Regions from separate parts of the Homo sapiens genome. Here region 2 is linked to region 1. The links are chromatin contacts, found by Hi-C or POLR2A ChIA-PET in ENCODE. All regions are on one chromosome and are shown on one strand. The core of a region is the stretch at or near the end of the contact, and the rest is flanking DNA. Distances in the headings are between cores, read along the strand shown.

Region 1 (4,044 bases), core at 281-2,780:
ATTAATTATTAAACTCCTTGAAGGAGTAATACGGACTACGCATCTTTGTATTTTTCCATTCCTAGAGCTTGAGATGAGTACCCAATAAAGGTATTTGTCTTTATTGATCACTTGAAAACATTTAACTCACTTCTGTCCACCTGGTCTCAAAATTTAGCACACCACTCTAACTGATATGCCATGAAGACTGGTCACAGACAAAAGTGGGACTGTGTTTTGTTGATTTCCAAAGCCATTCGCCAGGAGCGCGGCCCCAGGAGCATTTTTCTCATCATGTGAATGCCACCGTTGTCAATCCACTCCATCCACAGGCAGACAGCAGCACAGCCAAGGTCAGGTGCAATGTGAGGGGGTCCCCACAGGGGTGATATCTACACATGACCGGACCTTTCATTAGAGGAATGAAGAAATTAGAAGACACTCAAAACTTAGAAGGACTTAGAAGTAATTTTATTGAGGCTGAAACAAAAATATCCTACAATTCTAAAAACAGTAAACTAGATGACATATTTTTCTGTTGCTTTTGAACAGAAAATGGGCTACTGTGTCAAAGAAAGTACAAGATTATTAGTGTCACCAAAACACAGAAGTGGAGAAGCATTTATCATTATTGGGTGTGTGCGTGTTGGTGAAGTTTGTGTGCACGTGTGTCTGTCTCACACAATCTGCATGTGTCTGTGTTGGTGTGTCTCTGTGTATGCCTGTGTCTCTGTGTATCTGCTTGTGCCTGTGTTGGTGTGTCTGTGTGTGTGTGTGCCTGTGTCTCTGTGTATCTCCTTGTATCTGTGTTGGTGTCTGTGCGTGTGTGTGTGTGTCTCTGTATCTGCTTGTGTCTATGTTGGTGTGTGTATATGTGCCTGTGTCTCTGTGTGTCTGTGTTGGTGTGTGTCTATGTGTGTGTGTCTGTGTCTCTGCATCTGCTTGTGTCTGTGTTGGTGTGTGTGTGTGTGTCTGTGTCTCTGTGCATCTCCTTGTGTGTGTGTGTGTGTCTGTGTCTGTGTTTCTGCTTGTGTCTGTGTTGGTGTATGTCTGTGTCTGTGCCTCTGTCTCTATCTCCATGTGTGTCTGCGAGTGTGTCTGTGTGTCCTCTATCTCTGTGTTGTCTCGCTGTATATGTCTGTGAGTGTGTGTGTGTCATCTGTATCTCTGTGTTGTCTCGCTGTGTGTGTCTGTGAGTGTCTGTGTTAGTGGGTGTGCTCAATTTGATACAAGTCATTTTATTTTGTGAAGATGTAAGTACTTCACTTTTCCTTTCCCAGTATCTGCAAATTTCAACTGAGATCTAATTTTATTGCTCAAAGTGAAACTGTTCTGACTAATATCTGATGCTTGATGTTAGCTATTCTCATTCTTGGAATTATTTAAAATTCCACTGAAAGTACAAACTTAAACTGAGATTTTTTTTTTTTTTTTTTTTTTTTTTTGAGGAACTCAAACATGCAGAATTGAGATCTGAAATCTGCTGGCTGGTGCAGATTATAGCCTAAGATAGGAAGTTGGGGTTTTGGTTGCTTTAATGGAGAGGAAATGACTCATGTCAATGCTAGTATGTAATAAAGCTCCTAAATTTAGCTTTCCTTTTAGTGTAAAACCTAATATTGATATAGTAATGTGAAACTTTATTTTACTAAACTACAATTTTCTTGCTGCCTCTTCCATCTGCCAGTCAATTATTACATCTTTCATTAAGATCATGTTAAGACATATTTAGTGTACATAAAAATGTCTTGAAAATCCCAGTTGACTTCACAGTACACGCTAACTTTGGAAGCGTTGTGCAACCAACTAAGTCCAAACAAAGGGCCCTGTGTCTATTTGAATTTTGAGACAAAACACAAAGTTCTCGGGGATTAGTATCATGATTAAATATATCCCTTGACACTTACAGAAAGTGTATATATGTTTACAGACAAAAGGTGTTTCAAAAGTAGAATTACTGTTATCGTTCCCATTTCTTATTGTTATTATTTGCCAGGATGTCATAAGGTACAGTAATAGGGGATGAAAACAAATCTTCGTGTAAAAATCATAACTTTGTACTCTTACTGGAAACTGGGGGAAAAAATGAAAGAGTCCAGGTAGGGATTTATAGAGAGAGCATTTACAAATTCTTTATGGATTTTCACTAAATGTTTACTAACTGCTCTGGACACGTATGCTGAGGTCTCTTCACAACAGTGCACCTGAGAAACACAAAGATTAAGAAAATAAGAGACCATTTTTATGTCAGAGCTTTTTTGCTCTTTGTAGTAATTTAGACGACCCAACCACAACCACAGGAGACTCCAGCAGGAACTACGTAGAATGAGGCAAAGGTGCTCTCTCTTTGAGGAAGGAAGGAAGGGGTTGGTTTTATGCCTCATGGGGTCTTATTACACAATAGACTCACACATGGTCTGCAAGTTTGGGGGAAAAGCTATACATATTTAAGAGGAGAGTGGAACGCATGTGCAATGGGTGAATGTGTATGTAACATACATCCCGTGTTCACTTTGGGGCAGGGTTTCAGCATTAAAATGAGGTGGGATTAGCCCTTTATGTCAACAGATGAACTGCAGGAAACAAAAACAGTTTGTGCACAGCCTCTATAAGCTGCTGAAGCTGCCTTCAAGTCTGCCATTGTTTATCAGAAAAGAATGTTTGTAAAGCTATCAGAATGGTAGTGGTCTGGGTTGCAAATCAGAGCTTTGAGGGGTCTGATAGCAACCATTGTGAGGGAGCTTAGCGAGTGTGGTTTGTTTTGTACCTGTGTAAATTTGGAAATTTGCCACACCAGCCAGGCTCTGAACCTTTGAGACATAGGTAACTCCGTTCCCTTTAGCTTAGGGTCCATGTTTGTCGATATAGGGGTGTCTATTTCGATCTCTCATATCACAGACATGATGATATTGTGGCAGCTGTACCACATCCCTGCCACAGAAGCAGCTGTTCTATCAAGACAAGGACCTGCCATCCCTGCCGCTGCATTGGTTAGAATAAGTCAGTCACAGGTCTCACCACTCTAGAGGAGGCCACCACTCTAGGATGGGATTCCTGCGGTCGCTTCTCAGCGTCTCTCACCATCTAGACAGCACAAGTCATAGGGGCATGGAGCCCCCGATCGCAGGTCTGCAACTGAATTTTGCCCGTAGATCATTTAGTGGGAGAGTCAAAGTGCCAAAATAAACATTGTGTTACACGCAGATTCCACAATATTTATTTTTTGACTCATAATCCATTTCTTTCCTTATCGAATGATCATTATCTCATTGTAATTAACAGTTGCCAATGCTCCCACTTGTACTTTTTTTTTTCCTTGTGAAGAAAACCATCCCATAAATAGCAAGTGCAAAGTGGTAGTGCCACAGTGGAGTTACTGTTTTTTCCCCCTTCTTGTACATGAAGAAAATTTTACATCTGTAGTTGATGCCTTTACTGGCTTCTCAATTAGTGGAAACAAATTTGTCATTGCAGACAGTAGCTCCAGTGACTTGTGGCTAATGGATTCACCCTTTGAGCAGAACTTTATGATCCAAAACAGCCTATCCCACACTTGTGTTTTTCAAGCTATTGATAGGTGCACCTTGAGTGAAGGGGATGGAGGTGGGAGAGGGAGAGATGTCAGAATCAAAAAACATTGTGAAATCTTGAGATTTTGTTTGTTTTTTTTTTAAGTTAAAAAGATTTCTCAACACTTTACACTGATGTGTTTTGTGAAATGTTCAGAGGTGGATATTGCTTTCCGTATAGATTGTTCAACAAAATTTGAGGCCATTATTTTGGACTAAACTCCTGCGATCGCAACAGACCAGACAAATCATAGTGGGGTCACCCAGGCTTACCAAACCCAAACCCAAACTGAGCAGTTCTCTGCCCTCTGAGGAACCAGGAGAGAGATAGCCTAACTTCCTGAACAGGACAGGTTTAGTCTTCAATGGGCAGGATAATGAAGTTCCCTGTGTTTAAATCCTTAATCTGAAGTCACATCATGTGAACTCATCAGTTTTTCTATTGTTTCTTCTTTCTGGCCCCAGTTGTTACAGGAAAGCGATTCTGATCCAGACC
Region 2 (4,293 bases), core at 758-3,257, 2.8 Mb before region 1:
GGGAGAAAGGGGTTTGGGTTTGGGGAGGCAAACCATGGGACAGTTACTAAGAAATACATAGGGAAAATTAATGGAAGGCAAATATAATTTTAGTAGGCTTGTTTGTATGGATTCATCTCAGCTTCGACTCCCCATCTCTGACAAAAATTCTCTCCTCTTCCTGGCACCTGGGGGGTACTTTTCTTACAGAAAATTTATGCCCCACTTTTATATACATAGAAAGTGGGGAGACAGCTCTTCCTGGATCTGCTATTTCTCAATCATCTTCAGCTCTAAATAATCTTCCTGGATCTGCTGTTTCTTGATCATCTACAGCTCAAAATAATCAATGTCCCAAAATAATATATTTTGGGGTGGCATACTATGACCCCTTTCACGTGTTTTCTTCTCATCTTTTTCTTCCTTTCTTTCATTCTTGTCCTTCTTTCATCTTTTTTCTCTTTTCTTTTTTCTATTTTTTGTAGCCTCTGGTTGTTTTTACATCACATTTTAACTAAATAAAGCAATAAAACTGTTTCTTCTGATTGTTTTTGCAGCAAGTATTCATCACATTTATAACTAAATAAGACACTAAAATGATTTCCATCTTGAAGAAAAAAGTGCTTCAAAATAAACACAATGATACCTTAAAATTGAACCACAATTTCTACCTGTTTCTCTTCCAATTGTTTGTTGAGGTTTCTGATGAGAATCGCTGGGTTGGCTTGGCAGAGAGACAGATCCTGAAGCATCTATTTCTGTTTTCTGCTTCTGTTTTGGCTCGAATTCTGGGTCTACCAGTAGTCTAAATGACCTCCACTTCCTCACTTTGACTCTACATACGTCTGACTGGCTGTGTTTGAGCCTGCCATACAAACAGAGGTGTGCAGTTCTCTTTAAACACCACTGTTCCATATATTTTCTTTCATACGATATTGAGTTAGACTCAGCAACCACCCCAATTATTCTGCCAGTTTTTCTTTATTATGCTTGACAACTACTTGGTGAGAGAATGGATTTTTCTTTGTGAAGTCAGCACACAGCCGCCGGTTGATTCTCTGAGAGAACAAGATATTTCACGAGTAACTGGATAAATGGGCCAACCTGACAGGACAGCAGGCCCTTGCCTCCAACAGTGCAAGAGAGCCTCTGTCAAGAGACCATGGCATTCCTCCCGTTTGGGAACTGATGACAGGATGGCTACAGTAAGCTGCAGCCAGATATTCTGCTAAGGAAACGAATAAGCAGAGAGATGAATATTTTGTATGCTTCCCATGTGTTCAGCTCTATCAGGCAGTCTCTCACACTTTATCTAATACATCTTCTCTGCTCTTCTTGACATAAAATTATCTTAAATTTTTACATGCAGAAAACTTATATATAAGGAACTAAAAAAATTAATCTGTTTAAAAGTTATACAGTGCGCAAGTGAGAAGCCAGATTTCAAAGAGAAACCAAACCTCTTGGAAACTTTGAAGGCCGACAGCATGGAGGTGGTTTGAGTGGACCCCAAACGGATGTGAACTGCCTCCTGACACTGGCCCAGTAAATGACTGGTTGTGGTGTACTGAGATAAACACTTTTAATTATTTTAAATATGAAGTAAAATCTAGAAAAAAATGTCCAGCAGAAAAAAAAAAAAAAAAAAACAACAACCAGCTCTTCTGGTTGTCATGGAGATAAGCCATTTAGCACTGCAAAGCCTTCCATGGGGAAGCAACGGCAATGGAGATTTCCAACTCCCAAGAACCGCATTCAAGGAGAGTTTCAACTTCCACTTGTCTTCCGAGGTCTGTTGTCTCTGAAAAAAAAATTTGTTGGGGAGGTAGGTATTTAAACTCATTTCCTGGGATAGAAAATCTAAGTAGCACATGCATATCCACAGAGCTTTGTTTCAGGACCCATAATGGGAACAAGTTTCCATTTCCTGTGAGGTGTGTACATAGTGTGTGTGTGTGTGTGTGTGTGTGTGTGTGTGTGTGTGTTAGAGAGAGAGAGAGCACCAATGAGCTCTCTAGAAACCATCGGAAGTGCCAGCTTGTAGAAGTAAACATAAAGCCCAGGCAAAGGACGAAAGAGAAAAAATTAGTTTGTCTCTAAAAGGAAACAGCCTTTAGATAGGAATGCATGTGAATCAGAAGAAACATGAAACTCTCATTCCTGGCTATACCATCTGCCCCACTTGTGAGGCACCGGCTAATTGTTGAGACACTGCTAGTGAAAATTGTGCAGGTTCACAGACTCTTAGGCAGCTGCTGTTTAGGGAAGTGTGGCGGCCGAGGGCCGACCTGGACTTCCGTTCTGGGAACTGGGGCTTCTCAGGAGAGTGGGTTTAGGGTAGCTGTGGCATGGAGGGTCCACAAGTTTCAGAAAATAGTGCCAGAGTGAAGTTACACTGGAGAAGAAGAGGTGGTCATACTACGGCATTCATTGCAAGGATGGAGACAAGGAGGTGAAGGCAGGCGGAGGCCCAGGTGCCAACTGATAGAGACAGGAGTACAGAGAAGACATGAGGGAGGATGGATAGAAGACAGAGTGGCTGAGGTTCCCTGCTGTGCTGAAGTTTTCAACGCAGTGCCTAAGCCTTAGCCCTTGGGTGGTGGGGAACAAGTCAAGCACACAAGGGGAATTAGAGAAGACCCACGCCTCCTTCTCTAGACGTGGAGGCAGGGAGTCAGGGAGGGCACATGGTTCATGTGGGTGCACACAGGAAATGAGAGAACGGAAACCACAAGTCAAGGGGCTTGCTGTCTTCTTGTCTGTTTGGATAAAAATAGAGCTACTGACTCAGCAGACAGTTTTCAACCTACCTTCAAGGCTCCCTGCTATAATTTTTTATTTCATTTCTTAATTTAAATTAGTTGATCACAGAAAAAGGCAGGTGATTTAAGCAGACCATATACTTCATTTAAGTCAAGGAACCATCATTGACACACCTAGCATTGTTGCATGCATATTCGTTGAAAATTCATCCATGAACTAACCATCATGATTAGGTACTGGTGATGGACAACTAAAATGATGGTAACTAAGTTAATGTACATTCCATATGTTATTCATTTCCAACATTTTTGATAAAGTAAGGAAATGGATAAGAGGGATACATTTTCAAGTCTGATAATGAAATAGATGTGCAAAACTGACAGTGGGACATATGTGGTTTTCAGAAGGAAAATGTTCATGAAAAAAGAGCTTCTCCATGATGGTCAAATGACAGGAAAGAAGCTGCATGCAGATGAGAAGAACTAGCACAAAGGGGAGTGTGAGAAGATGGGATAGCGGAAGCAGAGGTTGCATCAAACACTCGGAAGAGATCTTCTTATGAACATGACTATATCCATCAGTGTTTTCTCCTTCTTCTCCTAAAGAAGCAAGCAGACAAACAAACAAAAAACTAGAAGAATTTCCTAAGTCCTGCAAATTCAACTGTCCATGAAATTTAGAAATCAGATGATATGCTGACTTCAAAATACCTGTAGGGACTTTCAAAAGCCCCAAATAAGGCAGAAGCAGATGGAAGGAAGAGCAGTAGGAAAGAGTAGGAAAAATCAGAAGCTCAGAGAGTAATGAGTGGACTCATAAGAAGGAAAATTCAGGAAGATCCATAAAAATGCAAAAACTGATAGTCTGGTAGTACAAGAGCTATATTTCTCATTTGCAACAGTGGATATCTTGTGCCAGGACAAGGAAAGCTGGTGGTAGAAGTCACGATGGCCCCAGAAATGGAAATCCAGTCTCACACAGAAGAGCAATATTCACAGTGAGCATTCTGTTTCTGTGGCAGTGAAGGAATAAGCCCTTTGCTGTGAAGCCAGGACTGCCCTGCTTTGTCTCTGCCTATAGGACTAGTCTGCCAATAGCTGGGTCATAAAAAACCAAGTTTTTAATGATAAACAGTAAGAAAATTTATTGTGAATAAATATGTGGAAAAGATCTGCAAAGCTTTCCAACTGATACGGATTATTCTCCTAAAAACAGTGCCACTGAGCAAAGATGAACTGCAACCAAACATTTTGCCAGATTTTAAGGAGCATAATGAAGCAATTACTACTAAGAAGGAATGCCACAAAGTGGAAATGTAATAATTCCAGGAGAATGCCGAGAGACAACTGCAGGTTATAAGACAGGAATGAGGAGAACTCAGAAAATAAATAGAAGAAAAAGCGAAACCGTCATAGAAACGAAAAGGAAATCCAGTGGTCACAAGAGAGAATCGACGGCGTGATAAAAAGACAAAGAGTCCTGAAGGATAGAAATGAGAAAAATAAAGTAATATAGTAACATATAGTGAAAAAGCCCTAGAAAGAAAATGAT

What was found. Hi-C counts contacts between places; a loop is a spot of excess contacts on that map. ChIA-PET counts read pairs that join two places held with the same protein, here RNA polymerase II (POLR2A). Pooled maps may share reads with other maps.
Region 2: a loop to region 1 is called in a pooled map, with 14 times the contacts of the local background. The contact joins two enhancer-like sites. A Hi-C loop is called at or near these places in 2 of 37 single-sample maps with no recorded cell type and 2 of 50 pooled maps. POLR2A ChIA-PET finds 5 or more read pairs at or near these places in 1 of 52 experiments (activated naive CD8-positive, alpha-beta T cell).

The regions. Positions count from the first base shown.
Region 1 is chr10:4,129,202-4,133,245 of GRCh38, reverse strand. No RefSeq gene overlaps it. Among named protein-coding and RNA genes, the nearest start is that of LINC00702, 110 kb to the left of the region's middle. Within about 2 kb of position 1,530, at least 8 of the 41 ENCODE cell types and tissues checked have a DNase peak (open chromatin) inside an H3K27ac peak, as active enhancers do.
Region 2 is chr10:6,926,110-6,930,402 of GRCh38, reverse strand. The region is part of intron 3 of LOC105376387 (a long non-coding RNA gene); the gene reads left to right. Among named protein-coding and RNA genes, the nearest start is that of LINC00707, 150 kb to the right of the region's middle. RefSeq lists enhancers at 2,268-2,357, 2,089-2,508. Within about 2 kb of position 2,007, at least 13 of the 41 ENCODE cell types and tissues checked have a DNase peak (open chromatin) inside an H3K27ac peak, as active enhancers do.